Regions from separate parts of the Homo sapiens genome. Here region 2 is linked to region 1. Evidence: chromatin loops called from intact Hi-C (ENCODE). Cell type or tissue: MCF 10A. All regions are shown on one strand. Links, peaks and the distances in the headings refer to the core of each region. The heading gives the core; the rest is flanking DNA. Region 1 has its middle 27 kb from the start of ZP4. Region 2 has its middle 200 kb from the start of LINC01139.

Region 1 (16,854 bases), core at 4,944-12,943:
TGTGCAGGCTGACCTTGGCAACACCCCCAGTTCTACAAGTCTGAGAAATGACAGAGAAGCAATTTAAATCCCCGATTTTCCAGGACATCACATACATCTCCTCTCCAGATTTCATTTATCTGTTTGCTCTATGACTTCCTGCCTTCTACAGAGCCCAGGAACCTGAGGGCACTAGTAGATCCACTCAGGAATCCCAGTTTGGATTTGAGTTTTTCTGATTCTGTGCCCTTTCCATGGTAGCACCTGCCTCCATTCTTTTCCATTCTAGTAGCTCTCTTGATTTTCTCCACTTTGAGTTGGAAATGTCAAACACAGTGTTCCATTTAACTCCCTCGGCTTTGTATCTCTTTTTATAGGTCCTCGCACAGGATAGGTCCACAGGAGGAAGCTGGTGGCCTTGGCATCTCAGCACCCCTGGAAGCTCAGCAGGAGAGGTTTTGCCTTTCAGCCACTCTGTGGCCCAGTGTGCTTGGGTAACTGTCTCTGCCGCCTCATCTGTGTAAACTGGGATAGTCCAACAACCTGTGGGGTAAGTCACTAATGTGACATATTATTTTGACTTTTACCTTATTACAGTTCAGCTTCTACTAAGACTTTGGGAATTTGGATTTGAGCAATTTGTCTCAAAAATAGCTCTTCTGTCACATATCAGTCCCAAGCCAGACCTTCAAGACCCTCCACCAGCTGCCCTATAACTACCTTCATCTAACTGCTCCTTGTCTTTCCTGGCCCCTGAGTCTTCAGCTGCCCCCTTTAGGTTAGAACACCTGCCCCTAGATCCCAGCCATGTGGGTTATCCGGCCAATGGCCCCAGCAAGTTCCCTAGCAGCCAGCCAGCATCACCACCTAGACACATGCCAAGACAGTTGTTAAATGGAACACTGCATTTAGGTCACTAGCTGGGAACTTCATAGCCACTCCCTTCCCCACCTGGAGCACATGACTTCTCTCTTCCTGCAACCCCTTTTCAAAATGTACTCTTCCCATAAAGCTTCATAGTATACTTTGGGATATTGGAACAATCAAATTACATCAATACATAGAAAAGAATTGTGAGGTTTAAGTATGATACATTTAATGAGCTTAGCACAGTACTTGGCACACAAAGTGCAACCAACCAGAGTTCTCCATATTGTCATCCTCACTGGTGTTACCATCATTCTTATCACCAACGGATGCTTATTAAATACATACTTATTTGCCGTGCAGAACTTAAAGTTGTAACCCACAAAATGAGCAAAATTGATGAGCTATCTAGGACTGACCCCACCCCTCCTTTCTTGAAGAAGCATCGTTTAATCAGGTAGCCACTCCACCCCGTATATCTGTGTTCATAGGTGATGCTGACCCCACCCCAGTTCTGGGAGGAGGCCTCTTTTGTCTGAGAGGAATCCCATCCCTCTTATTACTAGCTGGTTCTGGAGTGAGTGCGTGAGTACCCCAGCTCTGAGGCTGGAGAATTCCTGCAGAGGGAATTTGGAAAAATCTCCTCACTCCTAAGAGCTATTAAGAATCTTCTCTCAGCTGGGGATGGTGGTTCACGCCTGTAATCCTAGCACTTTGGGGGACCAAGGTGGGCAGATCACTTGAGGTCAGGAGTTCTAAACCAGCCTGGCTAACATGGTGAAACCCCGTCTCTACTAAAAATACAAAAAAAATTAGCTGGGCATGGTTGCGGGCACCTGTGATCCCAGCTACTCGAGAGGCTGAGGCAGGAGAATCACTTGAACCTAGGAGGTGGAGGTTGCAGTGAGCTGAGATCACGCCATTGCACTTCAGCCTCAGCAACAAGAGTAAAATTTCACCTCAAAAAAAAAGTACTCTCTCTTCTGGCCTGAGTATGGGATAGACTTAGTGACTGGCTTCTAACTAACAAGCATGCTGCAAATAGTCGGGGGTTAATGCTGAGGCTAGATCAGAAAAAGCATATGGCTTCCATCTGGCACTCACTCATTCTCTCTTTTTACACCTGCCCCTGGGTCCCAGCCACATGCTGTAAAGTGGTCCCAGCTAGTCTTGTAGCAGCCAGACAGCATTACCACCTAGCTATGTAAGAGAACGTACCTAGACATATGAGAGAATGTACCTCTAATGAATCCAGGTCCCAGATACTTCGGGATAGAGATAAGCTGTTTCTACAGCATCCTGTCTGAATTCCCAATCTGCAGAACTTGTGATAGATGATAAACAATTATTGTTTTAAGCAACTAAGCTTGGGGGTACTTTGTTGCACAGCAGCAGATAACAAATGCACCAATATATCACAGACATCTCCACATTAACGATGTAAATCTGCATCATCATTAAATGGTGTGGCCAACTGACATTAGCCAATCTGGCCATGTATATGCCTTAAGTTCACTTTGGTAGAGATTGGTAGCTACAGAAAATTTTGAGATCATGAGAGTCAGCTATTCCCCTCACGAATGAAAACAAGGTCAAATTCACACACACACACGCACGCACACACACACAAAGAGAAAGGATCACAAAAATAGTCATGTCATCTATTTCATGAGCTGGGGGAAAGCCCAACTCTAGGTCTTTTGCCATCGTGCAGAAAAGCTTCACGTAGCCAATGCGGAATATCATAGAATTTGGTCAGTCTGGGCACCAGGAAAGCGAATCCAGACCCAACTGGAGTGCTGTCTAAAGGTGAACCTGAGTCTAAACTGGCCCCTGGATTTTGGGATGGAATCTCAAGTGTCATCATAGGCCACAGGCCTTGCTCCATTCTTATGTTCTTTTTCAGGCAAATATAGGGTTTCAAATAGTTCATTAGACCCAATCTTCAATATAACTGATTTTGCCAATAAAGACCATTCTTAACAATCACTCCAGCCATTAGCAAAGCCTCCACGTTTGATGAAGAGGTGGGAAAGAGGAGGATCTTGACAGTGGTCACACTGGGTGAGAGCTTCCTGATGACAATGTTAGCTGACCATTCCTACGGGTTTTAATTTCAAAGGGAGCCAATGGCTATACTTAGGAATAACTTAACACACCATATATGATGAAATATTTTAAAACAAATATAGATATCCTTACAAACAGCTACATGGCATTCCATTGTATGGCTATACCAGTCTTTATTGTGCTGTCTTCACTTGGTAAACATTTATATCATGGCCAGTCTTTACAGTATTATAAACAATGTAGGGATGAACACCCTTATACAGACACTTTTATGTACTGTACTTGTTATTCCTTGAGATAAATTCCTTCAAGTGAAATTGCTGGGTCAAATGACATGTATATTGCCCAGTTTCTCAAAATGTAATACAGCAGTATATGAGAGAGTTAGGTGAAGTTTTCAAAAGAAGCTGTACTTCAAAACTAAAGGCAAAGGAAACCGAAAGGAAGCCCCAAAGAGGAAAAGTGAAAAGATCATCATCCAAAAGACCACTAGTGTGGCTGAACAGCAGAATGGTGAACTGTGTTTGTGGTATCAGTTTGCAGTACCAGAAGAGACTGTCTCTGGCATGTACTGAAGGTGATTTCTCTTTGAAGAGGGAAGAGCAGGTTGGCTTTTATGCCTCACGGGGTCCATATTACACAGTAGAATCATACATAGATTTGGGGGAAAGCTATACATATTTATGAGGGGAGTCTTGTGTATGCACAATGGGTAAACACACATGTAACAGAGAGCTCAGTTTACTTTGGGGCAGGGTTTTAGATTAAAATGAGGTAGAATTTGGCTCTACATCAAAAGGTGAACTATAGAACACAAAGACACTTTGTGCGCTGTCTCTAGATCTGGCTGGAACTGACTTCAGGTCTGCAGTTGCTTATCAGGAAAGAATGTTTGCAAGATGGTCCTCTATCCAATCAGAGTTGTACGAGTCTGGATTGTAAAGCAGAGTTAGGAAGTGTCTGACAATTTTCCTGATAGCTCCTACTGTTAGGGAGTTTAGCAAAAGTGTGTTTTTTCTTGTAGCCATAGGAATTTAGGAAGTTGCCATGCCAGTCTAGCCCTGAGACCTCAACCTGTAGGTAACTTTCATTTCCTTAACCTCAGGATCTGTCTTCGTTAACAAAGGGTCATCTATTTTGGTGTCTCAGATCACAGAAGTCAAAGGGGTTTCAGACTCCCAATTTATTTATTTATTTTTTATTATTATACTTTAAGTTCTGGGGTACATGTGCACAACGTGCAGGTTTGTTAATAGGTATACATGGGCCATGTTGGTTTGCTGCACCCATCAACTCATCATTTACATTAGTTATTTCTCCTAATGCTATCCCTCCCCAAGCCTTCCACCCCTGACAGGCCCAGGTGTGTGATGTTCCCCTCCCTGTGTCCATGTGTTCTCATTGTTCAACTCCCACTTAAGAGTGAGAACATGCGGTGTTTGGGTTTCTGTTCCTGTGTTAGTTTGCTGAGAATGATGGTTTCCAGCTTCATCCATGTCCTTGCAAAGAACATAAACTCATCTTTTTCTACGGATGCATAGTATTCCATGGTGTATATGTGGCACATTTTCTTTATCCAGTCTATCATTGATGGGCATTTGGGTTGGTTCCAAGACTTTGCTATTGTGAACAGTGCTGCAGTAAACATGTGTGTGCATGTGTGGAAGACAGTGTGGCGACTCCTCAAGGATCTAGAATTAGAAATACTATTTGACCCAGCAATCCCATTACTGGGTATATACCCAAAGGATTATAAATCCCAATTTCTACATGTAAGTTGGTTTCCTTCCCTGGTTTCACTAGAATTCCCTGACACCCCACCCCTATCGCCCACCCAGTCCATCTCAGTTCCTGGAGGGACCAGGTATAGGGTCCTATGGCTAATTAGTGGAATCATTTAGAATTAGGGCTTTCCCTTTGAAAGCCCCACACTTCTATTATTTCCTCCCCTTTTGTCCTCAAGGAGGAGTGGGAATTAATATCAGGCTTTTCTCCATCCTTAGGTAAAGGGGCCAACACAGTTCCTTGAGGGGAAATTAGCACAACAGGAGAAGACACAAGCCCTGCACTCCCAGGACTAGACTCCCAGCCAAAGAGGGATGAGCCCCAATCAGTCAGGACTCCTGGGAAGAAAACAGTTTAGGTTCAGACAAGAACAATCCAGTTCCAAGTTTTCAATGGAGGAAAAAGATTATACCCCTAAATCACCAATTAAATCTTCTTTGCATGACTGAGATCCATTTACATAAATTTCCCCCCACTTTAAAACAAAGGAAGAACAAACTTCCAGCTAGGAAAGAACACACAGGATTTGAAAAGCCAGCCGTCTCAGGTTACCTCAAGGCAGGATCTGGTACAAAGGGATAAGAGTGAAATCCTTTAGCCCCAACTGTCTGAGTTCCTAGGGGGAAAATGCTTGTTTTATTCACTGTCCTATTTTAAACTGCTGGCCAACTACAACACTGGTTGAATTCATTTCCACTGAGAAAAGGAGAGAGAAGAATGCTGGTAGTGCCAAGCAGCTCCTAGACAGGATGGACAGATGGACAAGGACAGGACCAGAATGTTTTCTCATCTCTGCATCCTTAGTTTCCAGTGCAGGTCTGACTGGTGTCTCATAATCAATAGACATTTATCATTGAATGAATGAATGCTTGATAAGCCTCCATCATAGTACTTATCTTTAGCAGCAATTTACCCCAGGTCTTCCTCCCCACTAGACTACCAGCTACCTGATAGAAATGGTAGTCACAGTCTCTTCTGTGTCTCTTAGCAGAGCTCCTGATACAGCAGATGCTTCAGGAAGCTTTGCTTGATGAAAGAGTAGATGGCACAAGGAGAAAGTTCATCATCAGAGGTCCAGTTCCCAGTGGAGAGCAGGCAGCCTTTAATCAAAATTACATATAAATTGTTTCAGCATTCACACATACTGTAAGAAGCCCTCCCCCTGCCACTACCAGCCCCCCAGCAAAGAGGAAGGTAAGCAGCCTCCTTAAGGCTGATGCCATCTTCAAAACTCAGGAGTGGACTCAAGTCACCTCCTGACTTATTAGACAGGTCCAGGCCCAGATGAGTGAACAAATGAACAAATACATCTTAATAGCAATCATGAAGGGAAAAGATTCTATGCTAAAGGAAAACTCATTGAAGAGCTCATATTGGGCCTGACTCATGAAGGTTATCCATTTGAATGCAGGTTTGTTTATTATTCAACTTTCTACTGGTTTTGGGGACAGGTGGAAAATTGTTAACTCTAAATTGTAAACTCTTTTGGGCCAAAGACATAAATTTCATCATTCGTTTTGTAAAATGCTGGTGCCTTAATACATCAAAGTACTTATCTAATATATTCCCCTAGTGATCTGCAATTGTCTGCTAGGTAGGGCCTGTCAGAAATCACATAATTTATTTATGTATTCATGTCATAGGAAAGAGAGGTAGGAAATACTTTTATTAAACATGTACTAGATGTTAAGCATTGTACTTGGTGCTTCGTGTACAACATTTATTTATTGCTTAAAATAACCTATGAAGTAAGAATTACATATTCCCATTTCACAGAAAACAGACTCAAGGAGACTAAGGAGCTTACACAAAGCTCCTAGGTTACTAGCGTCAAGGCTAGAGTTACAGCCATTTATTTCTGATTTCAAATGCTCTATCCTTTAGTCAATTTATAGTAGCAAAAGGTGGAGGGAACTGAAATAATTGTCCAAACATAGAGAAATCATTAAACTAGAGTATATTTGGTTAGTCAAATATATTATGACCATTTTTTGCTTATCTTTATGAAGACTGTACTATGAAAATATTCTCATAAGATAGTCTTAAGTGACAAACTCTGGATAGAAAATGACAAAATAATTACAGTTGAATTAAAATCAAACATATCATCAAAGGCACATAAAACCTGCACAGAGGGGAAAAAAGACTGGAAGGAAATATACAAGTAATAGGGTAAAGTTTTTTTGCTACTTTAATTCAAAAATTCTTTTATTAGTGTACATTTTTACACTTGGAAATCACAATGCTATATGGAAAAAACAGTGCATTAAATTCTACCATTAAAACAATTATATCATTAAAATTATTCTATTACAATCTCAACTAAGAAAAAAACCACTATTATAAAATTGCAACCTCACTCAAAAATGTGTCCATGGCCAGGCATGGTAGCTCATGCCTGTAATTCGAGCATTTTGGGAGGCTGAGGTGGGTGGATCACTTGAGGTCAGGAGTTTGAGACCAGCCTGGCCAACATGGTGAAACCCCATCTCTACTAAAAATACAAAAATTAGCCGGGCATGGTGGCGGGTGCCTGTAATCCCAGCTACTCGGGAGGCTGAGGCAGGAGAATCACTTGAACCCAGGAGATGGAGGTTGCAGTGAACCGAGATCATGCCATTGCACTCCACCCTGGGTGACAGAGCAAGACTCCATCTCAAAAAGAGTATCAATTAAAAAACCAAAAATGCCACGAACTGTGTTAGACCAAGGTTGACTTGGCCTGACCCTCTTCTGCAGATGTCTCCAGTCTTGGTTAGTGGCACTAACACCTCCTGTCCCTATTCCCCAGACACCAGCTCTCTGGAGATTCTTACAGCTTTTCTTGGTATTCTCTGAATCCTTAACACTTAATATAGTGTCAAGTACATAGGCGGTGAGTTTTAACTTGAGGAGGCTCAAAAATAATATTATTAGGATTTCGTCCCAGAATTAAATGTGCTCACACAATCCTGGACAGAGATGGAAAACTGCAGGCCCCCTTTACAAAGGCCTGTGCAACTCAGCTCAAGAGTGTTGGAGGCAGGAACAGAGGCCTCTGGCAGAGATGAGCTCTGCAGAGGGGAAGGAACTGGCCCCCGGGCTCTGTCCCCTCTCTCTAACTCACTCATCTGGTAAGCCTCTCCTTTTCCCCAGACAGCAGGAGATGGGGAGAGGACCAGGAGTGTGGCCCCAAAAGAAGTGCATCAGAGGTGGAAACATGGGCCAGCGACTGGTGCCCAGCCTCCTGTGGGAGGCAGGGGAGGGAGGGGAAGCTTTCCACCTGAAGTAGCACTGGCTGGCACACAAGCTGTACCGTGCTTAAAGCAGTATTGGAGAACAGGAAGAGGTCGGGATGTGGGAAGTGGCCCCAGGTTGTCAGAGACTCAGAGGAACTCACAGAGAGCTGTCTGTGTGACACATTTATTTTTGATCCAGCCCTTGGGTTCATGGTTCCTGTCTGAACCTTATGGCTGGAAGCAGAAACCAAGGAGCAGCTTTCACCAGGCACTCCACACGCGCAGGGCCCGGCCGTGTCACTTGAACGCTCTGATGACAAATCCACGTGGCTTTGGTTAATTGGGAACCGCGCGGAGGCCAGCTCCGCTTTGGCAAATGGCCAGTACACAGTGGCCTTGGCCCGGAGGTCAGCGCTCTCCCGGACACGTGCGCAGGTCAGGCAGTGGTGAGGCAGCGCCCCCACGTGGCGCTTGGAGGCAGAGCATCTGGGGAAGCTCTCCTCGATACCCTGCAGGAGACACGCCATGGCCCCCCAGAAATATTTGGGTGGGAGGATATTTTGCAGAAAACAGAGACCCTGAATTATTCACTTAGGGGCAAACACCTGTAAAATGTGGATTTTAACTATTAACGAAACCCCATTAGGTTAGTAAGCCCTGTTAAAAAGTTAGATTCATCTTAAAACTGAGGTATCCATCCACTACTGTATTTTATTTTTCTCTCAAAAACTACAGTGACAGATTTTTTTGTTTCATTTTGGTTTTTCTAACAAACTTTCAGAAAGCAAATTAATACTTGAAAATTTCTCAGAAACCAGCTCTGTGACTTTAGACAGCAACATTTCAAAATAGCTTCCATCTCATCTTTAAAATGATGAGATTAAACTCCATGATTCCTAATTTCCTTCCAGCTCAAAAATATATTGACTTCTAGGGTGCATAACATGCTTTTCTTTATAATTTATATTACAATATCATAATTTCATTAAAAGTGGTCTAGATGACAGGAAAGAGAGTTCCACTCATTCTGGCTTATGCTAAGGGAGCGCATTTCCAGGAAATAAATAAGAGAATCTTGTGAGCGGCCATAAACACATGCTGAAATACAGCCAAGCCCCAAAGAGAAAACCCAAGGCTGCTTCCTGCCTCTTTCTCATGGGCCGTGAGGGTCCCTCACAGCTTCTGCTCTTGTGAGCACGTCTGACCCCATTCTCCCCGATCTGCAGCAGCCAGCTCTCCCTTTTAACACATACCAGGACTCCTGTTTTCTCATAGCCCCAGTTTGCAGGTGGCCCATAGTTACCACCGGGGCCCTGAGTCTGTGTAATGAAGTAAGCTCAGCTCCCATAGCCAATCCCCTCTCAATTTCCCAGTTCCAAAATCCAAAGAGAGAAATATGATTGGTGTAGCTCACCTATGGAGTCAGGTTTCACAGTATAGATCATTAGCAGCCTGTGATTGGCTGTCCTGGGGGCCGGTAACTGCCTGTGGTCCAATCAGGTGGGAGGGTAAGGTCATGTAACACAAAACATGGCCACTTAATTGTGGGTGGGGCACATTCTGTTAGTAAGGGTTAACATTAGACTGTAAAGACCTGTGCTGTCAAATAAGACAGTCACTAGCCATGTGTAGAATTTGAATTCATATTAATTGGAATAAAATTTAAAAATCAGTTCTAGTTTACACTAGCCACACTTCCTGCTCAGTAGCTATATGTGTGTCTAGTAGCTACTACATTAAGAACGTTCCCATCACTGGAGAAAGTTCTGGTGGACATCACTGACCTCTAGACAATAGAGCTATCTAGGGGAGTTATTTAATGTAGAAGATGATGATAACAGAGAATTATTTTACTATCTTGTTTTCTATCTTGGTGTCACAACTTAGATTCTTAGAGTCCTTGGAGAAGAATAAGAGGCAAAGCAGATGTAATTTTTCTCATGTACTAGATGCTTATTGAGTGTCCTAAGGCAGCCATAGGGACATTCTATCAGCTATCACTTTCTCAAACTGCGGCCTGGGTCACTGACTCTGGATCGGCAAGATCTGCAGAAACACAATGGGAAAAATTAGAATATACATTTTTTAAATTCATGTGACCCTTTCACATAAGGCACAAATAGAGTTAAAGCTGTGGGATTTGGTACCTGTTCAAACGGGGGTTTCATTGTCTCCTCCACTAAGGTGACTCTCAAAAAGTAGTCTTGAAATAGGAATGGTATAGGTGCTGGAGGCACAGTATTCAGTCACAGCAGAATAAGAAAAGCAGTACATAGGTCAGGGCCCTATTGCCTCTAATGTCCTTGCTCTTATTTTTTGGCCAAAGCGTAACCGGGGTACCATTCACTGAGTCCTGAAGTGGTAGGGGTGATGGTGATATACCTCACTAGCTGGTTCCTATGGAGTGACTTTGCTCTGTGACCTGCTTCTTCATCCTCAGGCCTGCTTTGGCTGCTGTCTGTTTACCAGCCTGGCTCTCCAGCCTCATGTCTTTCCCAGGAACCCCTGTACATAGAGAAGACAGTTTCCCCTCAGAAGAACTAAAAAAATCACATGAGCCTGGACCTGCTAGGGGCTATCACTACACTATTTAAAGACAACCTGATAGAAGTGCATCGAATTGAGGCACGACAGAGAAAGAGGGGAGGAGGGAGACGGAGGGAGAGAAGGAGGAAGTAGTGAGTAGAGAGATGCATTACAGTGACTTCATTTGTACTCTTGGATTCAGCGATGCCGGAAGTGGCACCTAGGACTTCCAGGTTACGTCAGCCAGTACACTTCCTTTTACTCGAAGGGAGTCTGAGCTAGGTTTCACTTGCAGCCAAGGGAATCTTCATTTCTTCACATCCTGAAACCAGCTAATGACAGCAGCAAGGAAAATGAACTAATAATTTATACTAAGTTATAAATTACTCATGACTTAATATTTCCTACTCCACGATTAATTCAGGTTTTGGAAAGCACTCTGAAGACTCAATGCCCCTCTTTCTATAATGCTCTCTCTGTAATATTTTGAAGGCTATTTCTCCCTTTATTTCTCTTTCAATAGAGTTTAATTTTTAGAGAAGTTTTAGGTTTACAAAAAGGATGAGCAGAAAGTACAGAGTTTCCATATACTCCTCCTCCTCTCCCTGCTCTCCAGTTTCCCATAGCATTAACATCTTGCATTGCTGTGGTACATGTGCTACAATTGGAACATTATTGATATATTTTTATTAACTAAAGTTTATGGTTTCCATTGGGGTTCACTCTTTGTGTTGTAATTTCTATGGGTTTTGACAAATGAATATTGTCATATATCCATTACAGTATCATACAGAAAAGTCGTTCTGCCCTAAAAATTGCTTGTCCTCTGCTATTCATCTCCTCCCACACACCCCTAATCCCTGACAACCACCGATCTTTTTTACTGTCTCTATCTATAGTTTTGCCTTTCCTAGAATGGCATATGTTAGAATCATACAGTATATAGCCTTTTCAGATTGGCTCCTTTCACTTCGGAATATGCATTTAAGTTTCCTTCATGTCTTTTCGTGGTTTGATTATTCATTTCTTTGAATTGCTGAATAAGGTTCCATTCCCTGGATGTACCACGGTTTGTTTATCCATTCACCTACTGAAGGACATCTTGGTTGTTTCAATATGATGCAATTATGAATAAAGCTATAGATTGGATGACCTCTTTCTGTTATGCCCTGTATGCCCTGCCTGTCCTATTTCGAAAGCTGTTTTTCGTTTTCCGAGAGTCACTCAGATGTCATCTGCCTAAGGAAGGCTTCTCATCTCCTCCAGAAGGTGTTCTTCGCACCTTGCTGTCTTCCTTCCCTGTAAGAGCACTTCTTACATGTTCTGTAATCGCATTATCACATGGTTGTGTGGTTTCTTTGTGTCTGTTCCCCACCAGAGTGAATTCTTTCAGAATGTCTTACCTCTAGTGAGTTACTTAACCTCCTTTTGCCTCAGTTTCCTTGTCTGTAAAATGAAGATAATTTTTATTGTGAGAATTAAAGAAGTATATTTATATACACACATACCCCATCTAGCATAAATGTATATATTCTAAATATATATGTATATTTAGGATAGTACCTGGCACACAGTATACACTATATACATATTATTCTTTTTATTGCTATTAATATTAATCTTTGTACCCATAGCAACCAGCATGTAGATGCCACTTAGTAAATACATTTTGGGCCTGGTGCGGTGCCTCACGCCTGTAATCTCAGCACTTTGGGAGGCCCAGGCAGGTGGATTGCCTGAGCTCAGGAGTTCGTGACCAGCCTGGGCAACACAGTGAAACCCCATCTCTACTAAAATACAAAAAATTAGCCAGGTGTGGCGGCGCGCACCTGTAATCCCAGCTACTACGGAGGTTGAAGCAGGAGAATTGCTTGAACCTGGGAGGTAGAGGTTGCAGCAAGCCGAACTCGTGCCACTGCACTCCAGCCTAGGCAAGAGAGCATGACTCTGTCTCAAAAACAAAAAATAAAAATAAATAAATATAAATAAATACATACATACATAAATACATTTTGAACCAATAGTTTCCTTGTGGATGTTGGTTGATACCTGACTAGATGTGATTTATAATTTAAAATCATAATAACTATGCCAGAAGATCAATACCTATTATCGTAGGGGTTTTTCTCATGCGATTACTCAGCAATTTTAATGAAACCTGTAGACTCAGGGTTAAGCTGCCTTCTGTGAGGAGGGCATGACCAGAGCTAATGAGGCCTGGAAGAAAGAAAGAACTGGGGCATTTGCCACTTTCAGATCCAGAAGCTTTACAGATCCAGAAGCTTCACTTCCCATTCCTCTGTCTTAATTCATTTCTATAGAATTGACACAAACTCAAAACAAACTCCAAAGGCTCTGGTGAGTAAACTAGAATATGGCAACTCTAATTTCCCATGAAGTCTGTAATTGGCAATGGGAGGGGGATGCTTAAATAACCCTGACCAGTACATTTATTTTCTATTTGTAGGAAAACTCGATATAATAATCATACTTCTATCTGTGGGCTTAACCCATTTCCTGGTTAGAGGAAAAACGAGTGAAGCTCGCTGCCCGAGCAGTATTTCCGAGGCAAATGGGAAATGTGTTAAAGAGCTCTTACCAAATTTGTATACAACATGTGCCATTTGTGTAAGGCATCTGGAAGATATGAGAGCTTCCTTTACCTTCTTCCCTTTCAGCAATGAATCATGACAGTTGAGCCCTTGTCAGTGTCTGCACCCAAGACTCAAAGTGAAACATGGAAACATGTCTGAGTTCAACTAATCTAACCACCTCACATTTTTGATATGGTAAAATGGAGATGCTTACTTTTCTTTAAAAAATTATTTTTATTTATTCTAAAAAACAAAAACAGGATACATGTGCAGAGTGTGCAGGTGTGTTACACAGGTATATGTGTGCCATGGTGGTTTGCTGCACCTGTTGACCCGTCCTCTCAGTTCCGTCCCCTCACCCCCAATCCTGCAACAGGCCCTGGTGTGTGTTGTTCCCTCTCTGTGGACATGTGTGGAGATACCTACTTCTAAAGGCCACTGTGTATTAAATGAGGAAGGTATTTGAAGCACAGGAAGACAGAGAGAGCCTGTCATAACTTCACTGCCCACATCATTTGCTGGAGCAAGAAGGCCCTAGGATGCAAATTCAGCTCTTCCTGTTGAGTATCGACTCCCAAATCCAGCTGGATTTCCTAACGTGCCCTAAGGCTTAGGCATAACCAGCTTTTCAAAAGTTGAGTCAAAGATGAAAATTTTTTGAAAATGAATATTCCTTTGGGCAACAGCTGTACCCGGGATTTAATTACTTTATAAATGAGCTTTGATCTCACAGTTTTGTGGCAGTCTTTCCACCACAACCACCCCCAACCCACCGTTCTGCAGACTATGCCTAATTATCTTATCTTGCTAAGTCATTAAATATGCATTTGTTAAAGCCACTTTCCTCCTCCTTTCTCACTACCCCAGGAGATTTTATCATAATTACTGATTTAGTTTCTTTCATTAGATGATGATTAGTTTGTGAATCTTTTGTTTTGCTGACATGTCTGTGTAGCTGGGTGGCCCTGGGAATTCTTGTGCCTGGATACCTGTTGTGGCCGCCTTCCATTTTCCTTCCAAAGGAGAAAGATAGTTGGTAGTAAGAGAGGTCCAAGCTATCCAGTTGGTTTAATTGAGCAGTTGCTGAACTGGTTAAACAATTAGTGTCTTAGCCTAGATTCCCCTGAGAACAGAGACTGGCACAAAGACTTGTGAGCAGGTAGTTTGCACGTCAATATGTAATGCAAATGTTTGCATGTCACCCAGGGAGTGGAGTGAGGGACCAGTGGGAGGGAAACAGGAGAGAGAGGTACTGCAAGGGCATGTTGCCAGGGCAGCTAGAGCTCCAACGGACAGGGGCTCCATCCCATGGAACTTTCTTTTACTTCCCCCCCAACCCAACTTTACTGAGGTATAGCTGACTCAAAAAAGCATATATATGTAAGGTGTACAAAGTGATGATTTGATATGGATACACATCGTGAAATGATTACCACAAGCTAATAAGCATATCTGTTACCTCACATAGCTAGCTACCTTAAGATCTACTCTCTTAGTAAATTTGAAGCATACAGTACAATGTTTTGAATTATAGGCATGTTAAACTAAATTTGGCCTTCATATTTTGAGTCTCTACATAACGGACTGCAACCTAACTTAGTACCTGCATGAGTCTGTTCTCACATTGCCATAAAGAACTACCCGTGACTGGGTAATTCATGAAGAAAAGAGGTGTAATGGATTCACAGTGCTGCAGGCTGTACAGGGAACATGGCTGGGAGGCCTTGGGAAATTTACAATCATGGCAGAAGGCGAAGGGGAAGCGAGCACATCCTCACATGTTGGAGGGGGAGGAAGAGAGCGAAAGGGGAAGGGCTACATACTTTCAAACAACCAGATCTCAAGAGAACTCACTATTATGAGAACAGCAAGGGGAAAACTGCACCCATGATCCAATCATCTCCCACCAGTTCCCTCCCCCAACATGAAGGGTTAAAATTTAACATGAGATTTGGGTGGAAACACAGAGTCAAACCATATCAGAACCTAAACTCACTGAAAGCCTGACTTAGGAGTATACTTTTGTAACAAGTAGCTGAATCTCAGCCAATCACAGCAGCTGAGCTTAGTCAATCAATCATAGGCAGCTAACCGATCGGACTATGTGGAAATAAGGTAAACGCTGGGCTGGAACCAATCGAGCTGTCTCGGGACCTCACTTCCGTTTTCTGTCCAGAAATGCTGCGTGCCCACATTGAGCAGCTGAATCCTCTGAACCTGTGTTCTGGTTCTGAGGGCTGCCCAATTCTTGAATTGTCCTTTGTTCAATTAAACTCTGTTAAATTTAATGTGTTTGAAGTTGTTTTTTTTTTTAAGTTATGCTGTATTTTAGATAACCAGAAGTCATTCATCTTATTAACTGAAAGTGTGTGCCCTTTGACCAACATCTCCCATGCCATTTTCTGAGAAGCCTTTCTGTATGCTCTGAGCCGTCCTTCCAGGGGAAAACAAGGGCAGAATTTACTCATTGGCTCTGGTCCCCCATCCGTCAAGCATGGCTGCGTAGCATAAGACTCTTCAGATTGTAGGTGTCTGTGCTCCAAGGGGGTCACCTCCAGCATCTCATACTGCAGCATCAGAGAAGCCCAGGGCATAAAACAAGAGATACATGGTGCAGGCCAGGCAAGCTGGTAGACGCTTGCATAGAAATACAGTCATGTGCTACATAACAACTGCTTCAGTCAACAAAACATGTATGATGGTGGTCCCATAAGATTTTCATAGAGCTGGAAACTTCCTATTGCTTAGTGACATCTTGATGATCCTGACGCTCTTTAGGCCTAGGCTAATGTGTGTGTGAGTGTCTTACTTTTTAACAAAAAAGTTTAAAAGTAAACTAACATATAAAAACTTTTAAAAATAGTGTGAAAGTTGATCCTATATGAATAGGGTCATTCTTGTCATACCCAACTATATCAGAGTTGAGGAACTAGGAGGAAAAACCACTCAGGATACATAATGTTGCTCTAGAAATGTTATTCTCTGCAAGGAAACTGCCTGTTGTAACCCAAAACCAGTTTCATCTACAGGTGCTGAGATAACTTGCTGCAGCTGTAGGACTAATTTTGCCCACTGCCATTGCCCATCCATCGGAGCTTGCCAAAACCTTACTAATATCAGTGAACTTTTTCTCAGGACCACACAAAACATCCCTCTTTTTTTCTTTATAAAACCCCCAACCTTCTCTTTGTTCTTCAGACATACTGAAGGTTACCCGGATGAGGATATGTCTTGAACTTCTTTTTTTTTTTTAAAGAGACAGGGTCTCACTCCATTGCTCAGGCTGGAGTGCAGCAGTGAGATAGATCATGGCTCACTCACTGCAGCCTCAAACTCCTGGGCTCAAGCTATCCTCCTGCCTCAGCCTCCTGAGTAGTAGGATTACAGGCCATGCCACCATGCCTGGCTTATTTTTTATTTTTATGTTTGTAGAGATAGTTCTTGCTGTGTTGCCCAGGTTGGTCTTCAGCTCCTGGCCTCAAGCGATCCTCCCACTTGAGCCTCCCAAAGCACTGAGATTACAGGCATCGGCCACTCTGCCCGGCTCCTGAATTGCAATTCTTTCCTCCAAAATAAAATTTTAAATTTAGAGATTTATCTCTACATTTTTATTTTGATGTCAGCAGCAATAGAAAAAAGCTTATAGAATAAGGACATAAATAAAGTATTTTTATATGGCTATACAATGTGTGTTTTAAGCCAAGAGTTACTACTAAAGAGTCAAAACCTTAAAAATTCAAGTTTATGTGGTAAAACAGTTTCAGTGAGCTAAGGTTAATTTATTTAAGAAAAATATTGTTCACGAATTTAGTGTA
Region 2 (16,854 bases), core at 2,927-10,926, 830 kb before region 1:
TGTGAAGTGCCACTAGTTTTTGCTGGAAGTGCTCCCAAGAAACAGAAAAGTCATGACATTATGAGAAAAAGTTGAATTGCCTGATATGTACCATAGATTAAGATCTGAGGCTGTGGTTAGTTGTCATTTCAGGCAGATGATCCATTTTGTAAACAGATGAAGTAAACTTACAATATCAATAAATACAGTGCACTATTAGAAATGTATTTCTCTTCCTTACGATTTTTAATAACATTTTCTTTTCTCTAGCTTATTTATGTAAGAACACAGTATAAAATACATATAACATACAAAATATGTGTTAATCAACTGTTTATTTTGGTAAGGGTTCCAGTCAAGAGTAGGCTATTAGTAGTTAAGGTTTTGGAAAATCAAAACACGTGGATTTTTGACTGTGCAGGAGGTTGGCGACCCTAACCCCTGTATTGCTCAAGGGTCAAATGTAATAAAATAGAACAATTATAACAATATGCCTGTATCACTACTCTTTTGCTTTGGGGCTGCTATTAAGGAAAATAAGGGTGACTCCAGCATAAGCCCTGGAATACTGAAACAGCCGATCTGATAACCTAGATTGCTATTAAGTGATTAATGGGTGGTAGCATCCACAGCTTTGAAATGCTGGATAAAGGAATAATGTAGGTCCTGGGTGAGACAAAGCAGGATGCCCCAGATTTCATCATGCTACTCAAAGAGGCACAACATTGAAAACCTATGAATTGTTTATTTCTGGAATTTTCCATTTAATATTTTCAGACTGCAGGTAACTAAAATCACAGAAAGATAAACCGTAGATAAGTGGGGACTACTGTATTACTCAGAAGTATCACAGTCTATTCCATTGTTTTCCTATGGGCATGTGACATGTTTCAAGACTTTTGCTATTACCAGCTGTATTGCAGAGAATATCTTTGTGTCTTCTTCATTTCATATTATGCCAGTAATTTTGCAATAGATAGCTAGAAATGGATCTTTTTTGTCAAAAGGAAAAAATTGATAGATAATTCTGCTAGAAATGACTAAACTCCTTCGGAGGAGTTCTTACATGTTGCATGCTTACCAGAGATATATAAGGATGCTATTTATCCATAGCCTCACCGACAGTATATATTTTCAAAATGTCAGATTTTTAATACTCCAAAGTAAGGAATGGCAGTTTTAACTTGCATATGCCTTACTATGAATGTGGCTAAGTGTATTTTCCCATGTTTGAGCATCATTTGTATTTCTTCTCCTGTGACTTGTTGCAGATCTTTTTTCTATATATTTTTGGGGGACTGGTGCTTTTGTTCTCAATTTTTAGAAAATCTATTAGTCAGGGCACTCGGAAAAATATAAATGACAGTAGATACTGCCACAAAGGGAATTAAGTATAAAGAAATACCTAAACAGATATTGATGTAATGCAGCAAATAGTTATACTAAGGTACTACAGATGGTAACTACAACAACTAATTGCTACCACTAGGGCTGGGAAAACAAAAGCAACAGTTTGGAATTATGAGAAGCCAGAGGTTTTGAAGAAAGGCAATGTAGAGCAGCAATTCAGACCTCCGCCGACAATTCAGACCTATGAGTCTGTTGATAGGCGCAGTCAGTCTTCTTTTGGTACTTCTGAGGGTGAAAGTGTTTCTGGGAGTGCTCTGATCCTATCCGGAACTAATCGCCCCTGCTGGGGCAACATTTGCAGAAACATGGTAAATATGAAAGAGCGAGTTCCTTCTTTCTTGTTCCTCTCTTCTATCTCTATCTCTTGCTCTGTTGACCCGACCTGCTAGAAAGACACCTGGAAAAGTCAGGAAAAACATTTGTAGAATCTTAGCACTAGCCTAAAGAACACTATAAATAGATTTGGAGTAAAGAGATGATAGCTTAATAACTATCAGAATTTCTCTCTGTTAGATACGTTAGCCCTTTTCTATGACAAGTTTCAAAATCACTTTCCCCAGTTTATCATTTGCCCTTTATTTCACTTACCACTATGCAAACTCTTAATTCTTAAGATTTATCTATAAATGTTTACCCTATTGTCCTAGATTTTTATTTCATTGTCATAAAAAGTATCCACTACCAGATTATAATGGAATTCGCTCATGTTTACCTTCAGTATTCACATGGTAAAATTTTTATTTACTTGCTAATATTGGTGTGTTTTTTTATTTGTATACATTCATGGAGTACAAGTGTAATTTTGTTATATGCATAGATCACATAGCAGTGAAATCAGGGCTTTTGAGGTATCCATCACTCAAATTACATAATTGAGATTTACCCATCTAATGGATTTTTAAGTGTATAATACAGTTTGTTAACTACAGGTGCAATGTTGTACACCACTCTAGAATTTATTCACCTTGTATAATTGAAATCTTATACCTTTAGATTAACAATTCCTCATTCCCCTTCAAGGCCCTGGGAACCCCCATTCCATTCTCTGCTTCTGTGGGTTTGATTGTTTTAAATAGCTTACATAAGTGGGGTCATACAGTATCTGTCTTACTGTGACTGACTTATTTCACTTAGCATGATATCCTCCAGCTTCATCCATGTTGTTGCATGTTGCAAGATTTCCTTCTTTTCTAAGGCTGAATAATATTGCATTGTAGACATATAGCACATTTTCTTCAGCCATTCATCTGCTGATGAACATTTAGATTTTTTCCAATTTATTGGCTATTGTGACTAGTGCGTGCTTCAGTGGACATGGGGATGCTAATGTCTCTTCAAGATCCTGATTTTTGTATAAATATCCAAAAGTGGGATTGCCAGATCATATGGTATTTCTATCTTTAATGTTAAACAAAATCTCCAGATGGTTGTTTGCAACTGCTGAATTTTGCATTCTCCACAGCAGTGTACAAGGGCCCCAATTTCTCTACATCATCACCAATATTTGTCTTTTCTTTTTCTTTTTGTGTTGTCATTAATAATAGCCATCCTAAGAGATGTGAGGTGATATTTCATTGCGGTTTTGCTTTGCATTTCCCTGAGGGTTAGTGAACATGAGCATCTTTTCTTGTACCTGTTTGCCATTTGTAGGTTTTCTTTGAAGAAATGTCTATTAAACTACTTAGTCCATTTTTAACTGGGTTGTTTTTTGTAGATATTGAGTTATAGGAGTTTCTTATACATTTGGAAATTAACCCCTTCCTAAATATGTGGTTTGCAGACCTGTGCAGATTTTTAGACTGATGTACTGCCATTTGTCTGTCTTGGCTTATGTTGCCTTAGCTTGTCTATGAAAGCTATATTATTTCTATAAAATTATTATCAAGACCAATGTCATGAAGATTTTCCCCCATTTTTTCTAGGAATTTCATAGTTTCAGGCCTTGTATTTAAGTCTTTAGTCTATTTTGTATTGTTTATTGTGTGTAGCAGAAGGTAAGAGTACCTGATTCTTTCGAAGGTGAATATTCAGTTTTTTCCGATACCATTTGTTGAAGAAACTATCCTGCCCCCATTGTGTATTTTTGGCACTCTTGCTGAACATGAGTTGACCCTATATGTGCGCATTTATTTCTAGGCTCTTTATTGTATCCCATTGGTCTATATATCTGTCTGTATCCTGTTTTAATTACTGTAGCTTTGTAATATATTTTTAAATAACAAAGTGTGATACCTCCAGGCATATTTTTCTTTCTCAATATTGTTTTGTCTATTCAGGGTCCTTTTTTTCATCATATGAATTTTAAAATTTTATTTTTTTATTTCTGTAAAAATAACATTGGTATTTTGGTAGGAACTGTATTGAATCTGCAGATTGTTCTGGGTTGTATGAACAGTTAACAATATTAAGTCTTCCAAAACATGAACATGGAGTATTTTTCCATTTGTTTGTGTCTCTTTAATATTTTTCATCAGTATTTTATACTGTTTAGCCTACAGGTCCTTCAAGACCTTCATTCAATTTATTACTAGGCTTTTTATTTTCTTTTGATGCCACTATAAATGTGATTATTTTCTTAATGTCTTTCTCAGCTTTTTCATTATTAGTATTAAAAAATGCAACTGATTTTTATATCTGGATTTTGTATGTGCAACTTTATTAAATTGTCTATTAGTAATAATAATTTTTGTGTGTAGAGTCTTTAGGATAAGATCATGTCATCTCTAAACAAGACAGTTTTATTTTTTCATTTCCAGTTCGAATGCCTTTTATTTCTTTTACTTGCCTAATTGTTCTGGCTAGGACTTCCAGTACTATGTAGAATAGAAGTGACATGAGTTGACATCCTTGTCTTGTTTCTGATCTTAGAGGAAAAGATTTTAGTTTTTCACTACTGAATATGATATTACTTTATCCTTATTTAGTTCTCTGAACTTCTGGGATCTGTGCTTTGGAATCTGTTCTTCATTTGAAAAGTTCTTGGTTGTCATCACTACAAATTTTTTTTTTAATTCCACTGATTTTTATTCCGACTCCATTTTCCTTTTCTTCTCATTCTGACACAGAATTCTATTGTCTGTGTGTGATATCTTTTGAAATCATCTCAGTTATTGGACACTACGGGTTTTTTACCCCCTCTATTTGGATTTTAATTCAGGAAATTTCTGTTGAACTATCTTGCTGTTCACTGATTCTTTCCTTGGACTTTTAGTCTATTGCTGAGCCTGTCAAAGTCATTCTTCAACTTTGTTATTATGTTTTAATTGTTAACATTTCCTTTCAAATCTTTTTTTAGCACTTCTACTTGTTTACATTACTTATCTTTTCTATGCTGTCTGTGTTTGCCATTAGATCTCTGAACACTTTAATTGTATTTATTTCAAATTCCCTGCCTGTTAATTCCAAAATCTGTGTCATGTGTGTGTTTTCTCTGATGTGTGTTTTGTTTCTTCTTCCTTTTTTATTTTTATTTTTGAAAGCTGGATGTATTTCATCAAGTAATAGGTAACCAGGTAAATAGATCTTTAATGTGATCATTTATATTAATCTGGCTTGGAATTTGGCTGTGTTTAATGTTGTACATATGGGAACCAGAGACTTCAAATTCTTCTAGTATTCTTGCTTTAGTCTCTCCTTTTATTTTTATTACTCCAGACTGAAAGACGGTCTGTACGTTTTAGATCTTTTTAAATTTCCCTCAGTAGTATAATATCAGAGGTTTGTTGGTGTCCTGGTAGCATGTGGGAAAGGGGCTGTCCTATAATTTGCTTAAGTCAGTCCTTAGTGGTACTGTGTCTCTAGGGCGTGGCCTTCACAAGTCTCTCAGACTCTCATCCTGGAGTTTAGTTTATTCCCCCTGCCTCTACTTTCTTCTCTGGCTGCAGTATTCCCAGGCTGTTTCTCTGAAGCCCACTCCACTGCGGATTTCACTTGTGTCTTTGTTTTTCCCATAAAGAGATAAGTGAGATAAGAGCTGGGGTGGTGGGGTGGAGGGGGGTGCGGTGCCGAGGAATTACCTTGCCCCATCTGGGAAAACATTCTGAATTCCCTTCTGTTTAATTTCTTTCCTCTGGAAACTAGATCTTTTTTAGTGAGAAGAGTCTGAGTGGGTTTCAAGATGGCTGCCCTCTCCCTGCCCCAGCTAGGGTCATGAAAGGATCTTTCTCAGATCTCACCATGACACTCCGATAGGATTCCCATAATAAAATCACTATGAATGTGGCGTTTCAGAGTTTCCCACCAACATGCTAGTCCACTGTCACCCTTCAGCAATTTGCCAAGATGTCCATTCAATTCTCCCTACCAGTTTATGGATTCCAGCTGTTTCTGCTTTCAGTAGGCAAATCTCAGATCTGTATCTATCAATGTGTCACTGTCTCCAGATTTTGAGGTAGCACTTGCCCTGTAACCTCAGTTCTCTGTTGAGCCTAAGAAAAGTTGTGGATTTTTAGTTTATCAGTCTTTTGCTCTTGAAAGATTAGGATGATGACTCCTAGGCTCTTTACATGCCAGAGCTGAAACTGGAAGTCTCAGTTTGTTTTTTTTTTTAATTTTTAATTTTACTTCTTATTACAGTAAGATATTTATTTATTGGTTTAATTTTTGTAATTTCAACATTTATTTTAAACTCAAAGAATACAAGTGCAGGTTAGATACATGGGTATATAGTGCAGATGCTAAGGTTTGGAATATGAATAATCTGGTCACCCAGGTACTAAGCATAGTGACCAACAGTTAGTTTTTCAATCCTATGCCCCCTCCCTCCCTTCCCCCTCTAGTAGTCCGCAGTGTCTATTGTTGCCATCGTATGTCTGTGAGTACACAATGTTTAGCTTCTGCTAATAAATGAGGAACATGCAGTGTTTAGTTTTCTATTTCTGTGTTAATTCACTTAGGATAATGGCCTCTAGCTGCATTCGCATTGCTGCAAAAAACATGATTTTATTCTTTTTATTTAATGGCTACATTAAAAGCATCTAGTAATCCAACATCCAATAATTCTGGAAGAGTCTAATTTCTTTTTGCTTTTTTCCCCATCTATTTGCTCTTCCACCGTTGTTTCATTTTATTTTTGTGTGGATTACAGAAAGTCTTGCCACTGGACTCATGACCTCCTCTCTTCTACCTTTGCCATTGTCCTCCCAAATTTTTGCTGCACAGATATTTCTGAAATACACATTTTGTTCAAGTCATTTTATACTGCGACTTGCTCATATGGTAAAGTTAAATCTTTGCTAGCTCCTTCAAAGGCCCCCATGATATCGTCGTGATGGGCTTCCGTAGCCTGTTTTCTCCGCACTCAAGCCACGGCTTTTGATTTTTTAGCCACACTGAACTGCTTTCAGTTCCTCAGAAAGGCCTGCTTTTCACACCTTCTTTCTTTTTCCTTCTATCTATATGTTTATTGTCTATTTTAGCTCTAAAAGTTTTTGACCTAGCTCAGCTCATTTTTTTCCATGAAGCTTTTCATAAAACAATCATTCTATTTATCTAGGAAGAAGCAAGCATTCAAACAGTTGCATTAGATATAGTACTTTCGAGGTACTTTCATCATAGCACCTACAACACTTTGAATTCTTTATTTTCATATTTGTCTCACCTTTTCAGCCTGTCAGCCCCTTGAAGATTCAGCTGTGTCTATTTCATTTACATAACAACTTGATTTTAACGTATCAGTCAGTAATATGTACTCAGTAAACATTTTTGAATTTGTAAGAAAAATAATATATTGCTATCTTATCAGTCAGTAATATGTACTCAGTAAACATTTTTGAATTTGTAAGAAAAATAATATATTGCTATCTTAAATGTGTTTCATAATTTAGACTCAAAGTATTTAGCTACACATTCCTGAGTTTTCTTAAATTACAGAATGTATATTTCACCTGCTATGTTTTCGGAATTTAATAAACATGCTTCTGAAAACATTCTTATTGAGAAAAAATGTCCTATTTTCGACTGAGAGGACAAAAGATATGCCATTTCTTTAAGAAATTTCTCACTCAATAGCTGAAAATGAAAGGACTCTTTCGAGTGGTTACAGGAAAATGACAAAAGGAAGGAAAGCATGCTTTGCTACGTTAATGATTTGTTCTTTCTAGAAGACTACCGTTATTGACCTTTCCAAATATAGCACTCAATACTTGGATCATTTTATCAAAAATCCAATAACAGTGGGTTTTCCTTTTTTCCAGAAATTTTTATGTGACTAGAAGTCATGATGAATTGAAGGAAAAATAATCTTTTTATTATTAACCTTAAAATGATATGACTGCAAAATTTTCACTCAGACTGTTTTATTAACAAGGCATTTATCTGAGCTATAATACTAGGCAGCCTCTTGGGGGCATACATATGGTGTGGTATAGCAGTTAGCCAAACTCTATGGCAAGTTTGATTTGATTGGCCTAAAGGCCTATGTGGCTTCTAGAACAACTTCAATCATCTTTAAAAGAGGTTAAAGGAAAAGAATCAAATCTGAAAAAAAAAAAAAAAAGCAAAGAGCAAGACAGAAAGGAACTTGTTATATTAACAGATCTGGAGGGATAATTAAATACAAATATTCTTTGGAATAAAGCATTTTGCCGGAAGATACTATTTATTACTATTTATAGAAGAAGTGGATTACCTCTTAGTGTCATTGCAACTAATTGAAGAATAATATGAGTGTTTGTTTATGTTCTAGGGGAAAAAGAAGGTTAAGGGCAGTGATCAGTAGCCACTCTCTTCTATCCCTGATTCTCTTTGTTGTTTCTCTCATCACTTTTGTGGAGGAAATCCAGAGATGCTTAACCTGCAGCAGATCTCATAGAGAGATTCCACCTAAGATCTATTTATCACCAGCAGAAATGTTCTCCTTTGCAGAAATATGAAAAACTAAAAATCTGAGTGTTTAAAAATACTTTTATATGCTCAATGAAATTTTTCAGGAGAAAAGAAAGTTGTGAGGAAGACAGTGTCACAGAGCTATATTTGATTTTACTTGACCACTAACTGTATCAGTTTTGTAAAAGTAGTTTTTTTGTTCTTGCGATAGTTTACTGAGAATGATGGTTTCCAATTTCATCCATGTCCCTACAAAGGACATGAACTCATCATTTTTTATGGCTGCATAGTATTCCATGGTGTATATGTGCCACATTTTCTTAATCCAGTCTATCATTGTTGGACATTTGGGTTGGTTCCAAGTCTTTGCTATTGTGAATAGTGCCGCAATAAACATACGTGTGCATGTGTCTTTATAGCAGCATGATTTATAGTCCTTTGGGTATATACCCAGTAATGGGATGGCTGGGTCAAATGGTATTTCTAGTTCTAGATCCCTGAGGAATCGCCACACTGACTTCCACAATGGTTGAACTAGTTTACAGTCCCACCAACAGTGTAAAAGTGTTCCTATTTCTCCACATCCTCTCCAGCACCTGTTGTTTCCTGACTTTTTAATGATTGCCATTCTAACTGGTGTGAGATGATATCTCATAGTGGTTTTGATTTGCATTTCTCTGATGGCCAGTGATGATGAGCATTTCTTCATGTGTTTTTTGGCTGCATAAATGTCTTCTTTTGAGAAGTGTCTGTTCATGTCCTTCGCCCACTTTTTGATGGGGTTGTTTGTTTTTTTCTTGTAAATTTGTTTGAGTTCATTGTAGATTCTGGATATTAGCCCTCATAGGTGGGAATTGAACAATGAGATCACATGGACACAGGAAGGGGAATATCACACTCTGGGGACTGTGGTGGGGTCGGGGGAGGGGGGAGGGATAGCATTGGGAGATATACCTAATGCTAGATGACACGTTAGTGGGTGCAGCGCACCAGCATGGCACATGTATACATATGTAACTAACCTGCACAATGTGCACATGTACCCTAAAACTTAGAGTATGATAACAAAAAAAAAAACATTAAAAAAAAAAAAAAAAAGAAACACCCTCTAAAAAAAAAAAAAAAAAAAACTAGTTTTTTTAATATAAAAAGCATATATAGGCAGAATATAAAATATAACAGATAGAACGGCGGAATATAACATATAAGAATGTAAATTAGTTTATTTTTCCCAATATAAGAGATGTAAATATCCATAGAATGTTATGAGGTAGTTCTGGGAATATACAAAATAGGCACATTTAAAGTTGGCATGCCAATATTTCAAAATAGAAAGTGATATTGACAGCAATCACTGTTTCAGAAGTTGAATAATGTATTTAATGGAACATATAAAAGTTATTTGTGTTGCCCATTAAAATGCATCTTCAATGTAATTATTTAATCCACATTAATAAAAATATTGACATTCTTATACCTTGATCCATGCAGCGATCTTCCTCTTCTCCAGAGTTCTGTGACTTGAAAGCTCATTATGCTTAATTGTCATTAACAAAAATAGTAATAACAATAAATCACAGTTTTCTGAGTGGTTACCCTGGCCCAGGCTGTATGATAAGTGACTTACAGACATTATTTCCTTTAATTCTCAAAACTACTATAAATTACACATTGAACATTTTACAGTTTTATGAAATTGATCTTTATAAGGATTTGCCTGCAACCACTCACATAGTTGACAAATAAAGCAAAATCATAGCTGCATTTTAGTAATTCCAAAGCTCAGTCTTATATTCATGTGGCTTAATAATAATTGATGTTTACTATGATAAATTTAGGTGATTCCAGGGCCCCTAATTGCTCATAAATCCAAAAGTGTCCAATTATGCATAGTAGCATTTTGGGATTAAGTGAATTGTTCTGTATCTCATTTAATATTAGATGTTGATTAAATTGTTTCCATGTTTAATTATTTCTTTACTGAGGTAGAATTTCTGTCTTACCAGTGATAACAATCACTTTCTATATTCAGTTGTTACCATTTGACTACACTTACTTCTTTTCTTTTAACCTGTCCTGCACATTGCCAAGCAGAATGCCTCACACAAGGCAAATCAATGAAAAGGGGACTAGTAAAGTCATAAGTTCCTGTTTAAGTATTAACAAGCAAGAGCGAGCATTTCATATATTATTTTACATTTGAGAACAAAAACGTAATATATTGTTCAAAGCATACATAATTTCAGTTATGAAGGATGAATAAGTCCTGCAGATCTCATGTACAGCTTAGGACAGAGAGCTGAACAATACTGTATTATATACTTAAACATCTAACAGGGTAGCTGTTGTATTAAGTGTTCTTATAACAAACAAATAGTAAGAGGAAGGAAGGAAACTTTTAGATGTGATAACTATGTTTATGGCATTGTTTATGGTGATGATTGCATGGGTGGATACTTATCTTCACACTCTTCAAGATGTATACATTAAATAAAAACACTTTTTGCATGTCAGTCTTACGCCAATAAAAAGACATCTGGGAATACAGTAAGTTATAGATAAAATGAAAAAATATCACTTTGAATTTAAAGTTAAAATTGGATTAACTATTGCTGGAAGCTGGTGAAAACCACAGTTACTTAAGCTTAAAGAGATGCACTTTCTACAGTGAAGAAGTAATTCAGATACAAAGGACTATTGATCAAATTTTCTAAGAGATTTGGTACTGCTACATTTCCTTTTTTAAAAAATATTTTAACTTTTAGGTTCAGGGGTATACATGTGAACGTTTGTTATATAGGTAAACTGTGACTCAGAGGTTTGGTGTACACATTATTTTGTCACCGGGTTACTAAACATATTACTTGACAGTTTCTTTGTTTTCATTTTTTTTTCTGAACCTCTGTCTCCTCCCACTCTCCTCCCTCAAGTAGCCCCAGTGTCTGTTGTTCCTCTCTTTCTGTCCTTGTGTTCTTATTATTTATCTCCCACTTATAAGTGAGAACATGTATATTTGGCTTTCCGTCTCTGCATTAGTTTGCTAAGAATAAAGGCCACCAGTTCCATTCATGTTCCTACAAAGGACATTATCTCATTATTTTTTATGGTTGCATAGTATTCCATGGTGTATATATACCACATTTTCTTTATCCAGTCTACCCTTATTTAGGTTGATCCCATGTCTTTGCTATTGTGAATAGTGCTGCAATGAACACATGTGTGCATGTGTTTTTATGGAAGAACAATTTATATTCCTTTGGGTATATATCCAGTACTGGGATTGCTGGGTTGAATGGTAGTTCTGTTTTTAGTTCTTTGAGGAATTTCCACACTGCTTTCCACAATGGTTGAATTTATTTACACTCCTACCAACAGTATTTAAGTGTTCCCTTTTCTCTGCAGCCTTGCCAGCATCTGTTATTTTTTGAATTTTTATAATAGCCATTCTGAATGGAGTGAGATGGTGCCTCACTGTGGTTTCGATTTGCATTTCCTCCAATAATCAGCGATATTGAGTGGTTTTTTTAATGTGCTTATTGTCCGCATGTCTGTCTTCTTCTGAAAAATGTCTGTTCATGTCCTCGGCCCACTTTTTAATGTTTTTTTTTCTTGTATGTTTAAGTGCCTTGTAGATGCTGGATATTAGACCCTTGTAGGATATATAGTTTGTAAGTATTTTCTCCCATTATTTTGGTTGCTATTTTACTCTGTTGATAGTTTCTTTTGCTGTGCAGAAGCTCTCTAATGAGGTCCCATTTGTCAAGTTTTGCTTCTGTTGCAATTGCTTTTGGCATCTTTGTCACAAAATCTTTGCAAGTTTCTATGTCAAAAATGGTATATCCTAGGTTACTTTTCAGGATTTTTATAGCTTTGGGTTTTACATTTAGGTCTTTAATCCATCTTGAGTTGTTTTTGGGGTATGGTGAAAGGAAAGGCTCCAGTTTGAATCTTCTGCATATAGCTAGACAGTTATCCCACTGCATTTATTGAACAGGCAGTCTTTTTCCCATTGCTTGTTTTTGTCAGGTTTGTCAAAGATCAGATGGTTGTAGGTCTGAGGCTCTATTTCTGGACTCTCTACCCTGTTCCATTGCTCTATGTGTCTGTTTTTGTACCAGTACCATGCTGTTTTGGATACCGTAGCCTTGCAGCACAGTTTGAAGTTGGGCAATGTGGTTCCTCCAGCTTTTTTTCTTTTTGCTTATGATTGTCTTGGATATTTGGGTGCTTATATGGTACCATATGAATTTTAGCATAGATTTTTTTTCTAGTTCTATGAAACATGTCATTGGTAGTTTGATAAGAATAGCATTGAATCTGTAAATTGGTTTGTGGAGTGTGGTCATTTTAGTCATATTGATTCTTTCTATCCAGAAGCATAAAATGTTCTTCTATTTGGTTGTTTCATCTCTGATTTCTTTGAGCAGTGTTTTGTAATTCTCATTGTAGAGCTCTTTGCTCTTCTTGGTTGGCTGTATTTCCAGGTATTTTATTCTATTTGTGGCAATTTTGAATGGGATTTGACTCTCAGCATGAGTGTTGTTAGTGTATAGGAATGCTAATGATTTTTGTACACTGATTTTGTATCCTGGAACTTTTCTGAAGTTGCTTATAGATCAAGGAGCTTTTGGGCAGAGATTATGGGGTTTTCTAGATACAGAATCATGTCATCTACAAACAGGGAGAGTTTGACCTCCTCTCTTCCTATTTAGATGTTTTCTATTTTTTATTATTATTATTATTGCCTGATTGCTCTGGCCAGGACTTCCAATAATATGTTGGGTAAGAGTGGTGAGAGAGGGTATCCTTGTATTGTTCTGGTTTTCAACGGGAATGCTTCCAGATTTTACCCATTTGGTATAATGTTGGCTGTGGTTTTGTCATGGATGGCTGTTATTATTTTGGGTAATGCTACTTCAATACCTAGTTTATTCAGGGTTTTTAACATGAAGGTGAGAGGTGACAGCATGCTGGCAGTCCTCACAGCCCTGGCTCGCTCTCGGGGACTCCTCTGCCTGGGCTCCTACTTTGGCGGCACTTGAGGAGCCCTTCAGCCCACCGCTGCACTGTGGGAGCCCCTTTCTGGGCTGGCCAAGGCCGGAGCCGGCTCCCTCAGCTTGCGGGGAGGTGTGGAGGGAGAGGCGCGAGCGGGAACCGGGGCTGCGTGCGGCACTTGCGGGCCAGCTGGAGTTCCAGGTGGGCATGGGCTTGGCGGGCCCCGCACTCGGAGCAGCCGGCGGGCCCTGCCGGCCCCGGGCAATAACGGACTTAGCACCCGGACCAGCAGCTGCGGAGGGTGTACTGGGTCCCCCAGCAGTGCCAGCCCACCGGTGCTGCGCTCGATTTCTCGCCAGGCCTTAGCTGCCTTCCCGCGGGGCAGGCCTCAGGACTGTAGCCCGCCATGCCTGAGCCTTCCCCCGCCTCTGTGGGCTCCTGTGCAGCCCGAACCTCCCCGACGAGCACCGCCCCCTGCTCCATGCGCCCAGTCCCATCGACCACCCAAGGGCTAAGGAGTGTGAGCGCATGGCGCAGGACTGGCAGGCAGCTCCACCTGCAGCCCCTGTGGGGGATCCACTGGGTGAAGACAGCTGGGCTGCTGAGTCTGGTGGGGAGGTGGAGAGTCTTTATCTCCAGCTCAGGGATTGTAAATACACCAATCGGCACTCTGTATCTAGCTCAAGGTTTGTAAACACACCAATCAGCACCCTGTGTCCAGCTCAGGGTTTGTGAGTTCACCAATTGACACTGTATCTAGCTGCTCTGGTAGGGCCTTGGAGAACCTTTATGTCTAGCTCAGGGATTGTAAATACACCAATCGCACTCTGTATCTAGCTCAAGGTTTGTAAACACACCAATCAGCACCCTGTGTCTAGGTCAGGGTTTGTGAGTGCACCAATCGACACTCTGTATCTAGCTGCTGTGGTGGGGCCTTGGAGAACCTGTGTGTCCACACTCTGTATCTAACTAATCTAATGGGGACATGGAGAACCTTTGTATCTAGCTCAGGGATTGTAAACGCACCAATCAGTGCCCTGTCAAAACAGGCCACTGGGCTCTACCAATCAGCAGGATGTGAGTGGGGCCAGATAAGAGAATAAAAGCTGGCTGCCCAAGCCAGCAGTGGCAACCCACTAGGGTCCCCTTCCACACTGTGGAAGCTTCGTTCTTTTGCTCTTTGCAATAAATCTTGCTACTGCTTTGGGTCCACGCTGCTTTTATGAGCTGTAACACTCACCGCGAAGGTCTGCAGCTTCACTCCTGAAGCCAGCGAGAACACGAGCCCACCGGGAGGAACGAACAACTCCAGACGCGCTGCCCTAAGAGTTGTAACACTCACCGCGAAGGTCTGCAGCTTCACTCCTGAGCCAGTGAGACCACGAACCTACCAGAAGGAAGAAACTCCGTACACATCCGAACATCAGAAGGAACACACTCCAGACACACCACCTTAATTAAGAGCTGTAACGCTCACCGCGAGGGTCCGCGGCTTCATTCTTGAAGTCAGTGAGACCAAGAACCCACCAATTTCGGACACAAAGGGATATTGAATTTTATCAAAAGCCTTTTCTGCATCTATTTGAGATAATCATGTGGTTTTTGTATTTAGTTCTGTTTATGTGACGAATCACATTTATTGATTTGTGTATGCTTAACCAACCTTTTATCCTAGGGATAAAACCTACATAATCATGGTGGATTTGTTTTTTGATGTTCTGCTGGCTTCAGTTTGCTAGTATGTTGGTGAGGATTTTTGCATCAATGTTCATTAAGGATACTGGCCTGAAGTTTTCATTTGTGTGTGTGTGTGTGTGTGTGTCTCTGCCAGGTTTTGGTGTCTGGATGATGCTGGCCTTACAGAATAAGTTTGAGATGAGTCTCTACTCTTCAGTTTTTTTGGAATAGCTTCAGTAAGAATGGTACCAGCTCTTCTTTGTACATCTGGTAGAATTCAGTTGTGAATCTCTCTGGTCCTGGGCGTTTTTCAGTTGGTAAGGCTCTTTGTACTGATTCAATTTCAGAGCTTGCTATTGTCTGTTCAGGGATTCAATTTCTTCCTGCTTCAGTTTTGGGAGGCTGTATATGAATGTACAGGAGTTTATCCATTTCTCCTAGGTTTTTCTAGTTCGTGTGCAGTGGACAGAGGTGTTCATAGTAGTCTCTGATAGTTATTTGTATTTCTTTGGCATCAGTTATAATATCCCCTTTATCAACTCGAGTTGTGTTTACTTGGATCGTCTCTCTTTTCTTCTTTATTAGCCTAGCTAGCAGTCAGTTTTATTAATTTTTTTCAAAAAACAATTCTTGTATTTTTTAATCTTTTGTATGGCTTTTCATGTCTCTGTATCCTTAAGTTCAGCTCTGATTTTGCTTATTTCTTGTCCTCTGTCAGCTTTGGGGTTGGTTTGTTGTTGTTTCTCTAGTCCTCCTAGTTGTGATGTTAGGTTATAAATTTGAGATCTTGCTAACTTTTTGATGTTGGTGTTGAGTGCTATAAATTTCCCTCTTAACACTGTCTTAGCTGTGTCCTAGAGATTCTGTTATGTTGTATCCTTCTTTGCATCAGTTTTAAAGAACTTTTTTACTTCTGCCTTAATTTCGTTATTTACTCAAGAGCAGTTTGGGAGCAGGTTGCTTAATTTCCATGTAATTTTATGGTTTGGAGCAATTTATTTGGCCTTGATTTCTATTTTTATTGCACTGTGGTCCAAGAGGGTGGCTGGTATTATTTCGGTTTTGGGGGGTTTGCTGAAGATTGTCTTATGTCCAATTGCACGGTTAATTTTAGAGTATGTACCATGTGGCAATGAAAAGAAGGTATATTCTGTTGTTTTGGAGTAGAAATTTCTGTAGATGTCGCTCAGATCCATTTGGCAACGTGTTGAGTTCAACTCAACTCTTGGTAATTTTTAAAATTACAAATCTCTTTGTAATTTTCTGCCTTGATGATCTAATACTGTAAGTGGGGTGTTGAAGTCTTTCACTATTATGGTGTGTGAATCTAACTCTCTTTGTGTATCTATCTCTAAGAACTTGCTTTCTGAATCTGAGTGTACCCAGGTTCAGTGCATGTAGATTTAAGATAGGTTGGTCTTCTTGAACCCTTTACTATTTTGTAATGCCTTTCTATCTTCTCATTTTTGTTTTATAAAGTTTGTTTCACCTGAAATTAAGGTTGCAACCTCTTGTTTTTTTTCTGTATTCCATTTGCTTGGTAAATTTTTCTCAATCCCTTTATTTTGAGCCTATGGCCTCCCAAAGTGCTGAGATTACAGGCATGAGCCACTGTGCCTGGCCGTACTCTGTGCCTTTTAATTGGGGCATTTAGCTTTTTTACATTCAAGGTTAGTATTGATATGTGTGGATTTGATCTTGTCATCATATTGCTAGCTGGTTATTATGCTGTCTTACTTGTGTGGTTGCTTTATAGCGACACTGGTATGTGTACTTAAGCGTGTTTTTGTAATGACTGGTAATGGTCTTTCCGTATTAAATGCTTCCTTCTGGAGCTCTTGTAAGGCAGGTCTGGTGGTCACGAATTCCCTTGGCATTTCCTTCTCTGAAATGAATCTTATTTCTCCTTTGCTTATGAAACTTAGTTGGCCAGATGTAAAATTCTTTGTTGGAATTTATTTTCTTTAA

The links. A loop is a pair of places that touch in the nucleus more often than their neighbours do. Peaks named below come from ENCODE experiments on the same cell type or tissue, not always from the same donor. Only the 100,000 strongest peaks of a DNase experiment are listed, where the experiment ranks them.
Region 2: it touches region 1 in a loop (10-fold over the local background); 3 of 110 quality-filtered maps call a loop at or near these places.

The regions. Positions count from the first base shown.
Region 1 is chr1:237,855,970-237,872,823 of GRCh38, reverse strand. It overlaps the pseudogene LOC100130331. Among named protein-coding and RNA genes, the nearest start is that of ZP4, 27 kb to the left of the region's middle. In MCF 10A, for the core only: a CTCF peak has its summit at 8,380 (motif pointing left); a DNase peak (open chromatin) is centred at 8,283.
Region 2 is chr1:238,681,509-238,698,362 of GRCh38, reverse strand. No RefSeq gene overlaps it. Among named protein-coding and RNA genes, the nearest start is that of LINC01139, 200 kb to the right of the region's middle. In MCF 10A, for the core only: a CTCF peak has its summit at 7,757; a DNase peak (open chromatin) is centred at 7,742.